2 separate regions of the Homo sapiens genome follow, and region 1 is linked to region 2. Evidence: chromatin contacts called from ENCODE Hi-C data. All regions are on one chromosome and are shown on one strand. The core of a region is the stretch at or near the end of the contact, and the rest is flanking DNA. Distances in the headings are between cores, read along the strand shown. Region 1 overlaps BMPR1A (bone morphogenetic protein receptor type 1A). Region 2 has its middle 33 kb from the start of GRID1.

Region 1 (2,700 bases), core at 105-2,604, 520 kb before region 2:
AATTCCATTATCTTGAATACAAATAGGGAAATATCTTTTGGAAATTAAAATAATTTCAAAACAGTGGGGCAAAGAACCACTCACCTGTTGAATTTAACAGCAAGGCCCAGGTCAGCAATGCAGCAACTCCCATTTTTCTTGATGAGGATGTTTTTGCTCTTTAGGTCTCGATGAGCAATTGCGGGCTTTCCTTGGGTGCCATAAATTTCTGTGTGCAGGTGGCACAGACCACAGGCAGCTGAATAAGCCAATTTAAGCAGGGCTCTGGTGTCCAGTGTAGCACATTTCAGGAAGTCATAGAGAGATCCATTTTCATGGTAATCAGTAATCAAATAGAGCTGAGTCCAGGAACCTGTACCTTTAATGTCTGCCGCTATGAAACCTGTCCAGTTGATGAGTTTAAAAGGTTAGTTATCATCAGAGATAGGCTAGGGAGAAGTAATGCTCATTCTGGATACTGAGAAAAACTTAGGTATCATGTGCAGATAGTGAAACTTTAATTCGCCTGACACCAAGTCGTGAATGTGTTACTAAAAATTATATTTCTACATTTACACATATATCTGTACTTCTACAATAAATTTATAATAATCTTAATAATCATGAAAGTGAATAGGATTAAGAAAAAGATCATATATGCTGGGTGTGGTGGCTCACACCTGTATCACTTTGGGAGGCCAAGGCAGGAGGATCACTTGAGGTCAGGAGCTCGAGACCAGCCTGGCCAACAGGGCGAAACCCCGTCTCTACTAAAAATACAAAAATTAGTTGGGCATGGTGGCAAGTGCCTGTGGTCCCGGCTACTCTGGAGGCTGAGGCAAGAGAATCACTTGAACCTGGCGGCAGAGGTTGCAGTGAGCCAAGATGGCGCCACTGCACTCCAGCCTGAGCGACAGAATGAGACTCCGTCTCAAAAAAAAAAAAAAGAAAAGAAAAGGAAAGAAAAGAAAAAGATGACATATTATACAAATAACCTGGAGAATATTATCAACCTACATGATTCTCTAGTAGAAAAGGCTCTCAATTTCAAAGCAAAAAGTGGACACTTTTATAAAATTAAGAATGTTCAACTAAGAGTTAGCTCCTAATTAAGCCAACTCCCATTTGCCCATCAGTGACTCATCACAGCTGCCTTTTCAGTCTGGCTCGTTGACTGCCAGGCCCACAGTCCTGCTCTTTTCCTTTCTCTCCTACCCTCTTCCCTCCAGAAAAAGGTCAGTGAGTGCTATGTACTGAGCTGAACAGTGCTCCCCGACAAAATTCATGTCTAAAATCCATGTCATCTATAAACGTGACCTTATTTGGAAAGAGGGTCTTTGCAGATGTAATCAAGTTAAGATGACTCATACAGGATTAGCGTGGGCCCGAATTCAATGGCTGGTGATGTTGTAAGGTGGAAATGTGGACCCAGGCACCCAGGGAGAAGGCCACCTGATGACAGAAATGGAGACTAGAGTGTTGTCTATACTAAGCCAAGGAACACCAAAAATTCCTGGCCACCAACCAGTAGCCAGAGGAGGCAAGGAAGGCTCCTCCTCTAGAGTATTCAGAGACACAACAGCTCTGCCAACACCTTGGTTTTAAACTTCTAGCCTCGAAAACTGAGTGAATACGTTTTGGAGGTTGAAGCCACCCAGTTTGTGGTAATTGATACAGCAGCCCTAGGAAACTAATACAATTGCCTGCTTGGCAACATGCTATGGGCTCTCCAAATTAAAGGGAGGAAAACAAGAGGTGAAGGGAAAAGAAAACTCAGGATAGCCAGATCGGCTTATGTACCTGACTGACCAGCTCACACCTAAATTACTTTGCTATTGTGTAAATGTGGAGATGGGGGGAAACACACATTAAACACAGAACGTACAATGAAACTGCATGTTGGGCTGTTGAGCTTATGAAAGGGAAAAGGCACATATGTTAATGTTACCCTAAATCACTGCTTAAGTTATCTATAAAAGACTGGGTTTTCATTACTATGGGAGTAAGTCCAATAAACTAGTATTATTTTCCATTTGAAACTCACTGCTGTTTCTTCAGCTGGTTAGTAAAGAAAGATCTTGGTTGGCATTCCGGACTATGTTTTATTCAAACCGTGTATTCTACTAGGTTTCCTTTAGCCAAATGTATATAGTTGAACTCACACATTTTCAAAGCACATATGGAGGCTTCCACCTGTACCTCACTAGCCTTGTCAAAAATGAAATTGACTGAATCAGTGTGTACCCACCAAGTATGTTTTCATGGCGCATTAGCACAGTTTGGTAGATTTCTGTTTCTCGAAACCAGCTGGCTTCTTCAGTGGTAAAGAATACTTTCACCGCCACTTTTTCGCCACGCCATTTGCCCATCCATACTTCTCCATATCGGCCTTTACCAACTTGCCGGACCATCTGAATCTGTTTGGCAATAGTTCGCTGAACCTTTATAGAAAAAAGTAAAAGGTTTGAGCTCTTGATGAAAGAAACCCATTAAGACTGGCAAAGGGGTAGTCCATCTCATCAAAAAGCATGGTGTACCCAACCAACTCCAGTTAAAAACTTATAATGTACTTTTTTTTTTTTGAGATGGAGTCTCGCTCTGTCACCCAGGATGGAGTGCAGTGGCGCGATCTCGGCTCACTGCAACCTTCACCTTTTAGATTCAAGTGATTCTCCTGCCTCAGCCTCCCAAGTAGCTGGGATTACAGACACCCGCCACCAT
Region 2 (2,790 bases), core at 212-2,711:
GGGGTCGGGCCCACGGGCTTTCTAGGGCGCGTCGCCGCTCAGGGCCACGGGTGTGCTGTCAGCTCCCGTCCGGCCGCCCGGACGCTGTAACCTCCTCCGAGGCTGGCCCTTCTGGCTCGAGACAAGCTCGGGCCTGGCACGGAGCAGCGGGAAGGGCGGGAGATTGCCCCTAGTGGACTCCAAGTCCAGCTCCTGTCCCTGGGCGCGTCTCGACACTTGCTGGGTCACGGAGGAAACCGGGTCTCGGACCCCAGCCAGCACGGGCGCCCCCCTCGGCTTCGCTCCCTTTACCCAGCGGTGGCCTCGGAGGCCCGGGTGGGGCGCGCCGCTCACCTGGAGAGGAGGCTAGGGGTCGGGGGGACACGCGCGCCCTTAGGCCCCACTCCTGTCTTCTGCCCTTTTTATTCTCCCCCGCACCCTGGGGCGGGCGGCGCGGGGCCAGGGTTTGCGAGTGTCACCTGCTTTGGTAAGTAGGTGGGCGAGTGACGCACCGCGGCGTCGGCGCCGCCTTCCAGGCGCTCTCTCTGCCTCCAGAGGCGCCGGCACTGCGGGGCCCCAGTCATGCCCGCTGCCTCAGTCTTCCAACCCGAAAAGTGGGTGGGCGAAGGAAAGCTCGGCCGAGCTGCGTCTCCAACTCCCTGCTCTCCCCTAGGGGAGCCCACCAGCTCCAATCGCGACCTCTTCTGTCCCCAAACCACAGACCCTAGCCCGCCTCGGGGACCCGGATATGGAAGGGGCGGTGGAGAGCCCTGGCCTTGATTCTCCCTGGGTCGGGAGGGCGTTCCGGCGGCCGTGGGGCTGCAGCCCTTCCTCCCCGCCTGGAAGGTGAGGGTGTGGGAGGAGCGGGAGGGGGCGAGGCCGACACAATCCCCGTGCGACCAGCGGCGGAGCCCAGAGCCAGGTTAGGAGCGCGCTCAGGCGAGCTCGGCGGAAGGCCGAGAAGGTTCATCGGAGGCGGCGGCGAGCCGAGACCAGGAGACAGACGGGGCGGGGTGACGAGGCGGGCCCCACCCCAGGAGCGCGGGGCCACACGGACACCGGCGGGCGGTCTTCCCCGGGATGCGCTGGGATTGCAGGCCTCCAGCGGCCCCGCCCGCCGCCTCCGCCCTCCCGCTCCTGAGCTGCCAATCCAGCGGGTTCTGCCGGTCCTCGGCCGTGCGTCTGGGGTCTGGATTCCCGGCTCCACTCGCCGTGAGCGCGCGTGTCAGCCGACTCGCCCCGGACCGCATGGTGCAGCTCCCGCAGGGCCGCAGCCGCGGGTCGTCGCTGATTGCCAGCTCCGCGCCCACTGCACCGCTGCGCGGCCGCCTAGGGCTCATTGCGCGGAAGTCGGCCTGGTCCCTCCCCTGGGCTGGATGGGCCCGCTCCTCCCGAGCGGTCGTGCTCTGAGTTGAATGCGATAGAGGCTTCTGGGCGCGTCGCGGGCTAGGTCCAGGAGCTGTGATCCTCTCCGAGGTCTCAGTGTGCCCGCAGCGCCCCCTGCAGTGCGTCTCCTGCAAGGGGCCCGGAACACATTCCTGTCCCCGCCAGGCCTGGAGGCCCGAGCGCCTGCTTTTCATCCACTCTGCCCACCCGCCTCTGCGGTCGGCTGCCTTGGGCGCTGGCCTTAGCAGTTCTGAGTTTGAATTCAATCGCCAATACACAGAAAGCCACACAAATGTGAAGATTTGTGAATTATTATCAAATGAACACCTTTGTAACCACTACCCAAGCCAAGAAACAGTACTTTCCCCCAGAATACCTTACCCGTGCTCCTTCCCGATTTCACTCGACTCCCTCCTTCCCAAAGTAGCCACTCTCCTGCCTTTCATAGTAATTACTTACCCGAGTTTTTAAAAAATTGTTGTCACCCAAGTTCGCCTCTCTAGAGGCTATAAATTAGACTTGCTCATTTTGTTAATATATTTTAAGTCTCTTTAATTTGTAGTTTCTTTCTCCATCACTTTCTTTTCCTTGCAATGTATCCTTGGAAGAATCTGAAGAGATTTCTAGTCTGGATTTCACTGATTGCATTCTCCTGGTGCAGTTCAACACATCTCCCTGTTTTCTGCATTTCCTGCAAATTGACAGCTGGATCCAAAGGCTTGATCAGACTCAGGTTCAAGATTTTTGGTGAGACTCCAGGTGGTGGAGTGCTGTTTTGTCAGGAGGCACATAATGTCTGGTTGTCTCTATTTTTTGAGATCTGAGGAGAGACGATGTCCAATGCTTACATTCATTAATTCACTGGGGGATGAAAATGGTGATATACTAATTATATAATTTATTTTTCATTTATCATCTGGGTTGATTTTATAAAGAGACTCTTCTCCTCATCTGCTATTTGGTTACCCAGTGGAACCGTTCACAGAGGAAAGGCGGGTAAATGCTTGTTTCTTTGCATTTATTTATCCGTTTTCAAGATGACGAATTGCTACCCTGTCATCCTCCCAAAATGAAGAGTTAAAAAAATATACCATCACGATGCCAAGGATTTAAATGTGCTAGATGGATTTCAATACGTTGCAGTTACTGTCAGTAGTAACATACAAATTGTCCCCTCTTTGGGCAGCTGGAGCCCTTCAGGTTAATCCTTGGGTCCTTTAGATGTGACCCTAGTAGCCTTTGAACACTTCCTTGTTATCTGGAATGACAAGACATCTTACCAGTTTGGGGTGCTAGGAATCCTCTTCACTTCTTGGTTGATCTTTGTTTCTAGGTCTTTTCAATGGAGGAGCTGTAAATTACATATATGATAAAATACACTGGGAATTTATACTGATGTAACTACGTTAAGTGGAGGACTTCTTG

Evidence for each region. A loop is a pair of places that touch in the nucleus more often than their neighbours do. Pooled maps may share reads with other maps.
Region 1: a map of vagina shows a loop between it and region 2 (6-fold over the local background). The contact joins two enhancer-like sites. A Hi-C loop is called at or near these places in 2 of 168 maps with a recorded cell type or tissue (IMR-90 and vagina) and 6 of 50 pooled maps.

Annotation. Positions count from the first base shown.
Region 1 is chr10:86,916,854-86,919,553 of GRCh38, reverse strand. BMPR1A (bone morphogenetic protein receptor type 1A) reads right to left here. Exons shown (of 13, transcript NM_004329.3): 9 at 2,228-2,420; 10 at 85-382. Among named protein-coding and RNA genes, the nearest start is that of MMRN2, 39 kb to the left of the region's middle. Within about 2 kb of position 1,354, at least 2 of the 41 ENCODE cell types and tissues checked have a DNase peak (open chromatin) inside an H3K27ac peak, as active enhancers do.
Region 2 is chr10:86,398,667-86,401,456 of GRCh38, reverse strand. No RefSeq gene overlaps it. Among named protein-coding and RNA genes, the nearest start is that of GRID1, 33 kb to the right of the region's middle. RefSeq lists silencers at 1-16, 137-186, 257-306, 997-1,046, 1,057-1,286 and enhancers at 1-689, 1,437-1,486, 1,291-1,585, 1,577-1,626, 690-1,683. Within about 2 kb of position 1,461, at least 21 of the 41 ENCODE cell types and tissues checked have a DNase peak (open chromatin) inside an H3K27ac peak, as active enhancers do.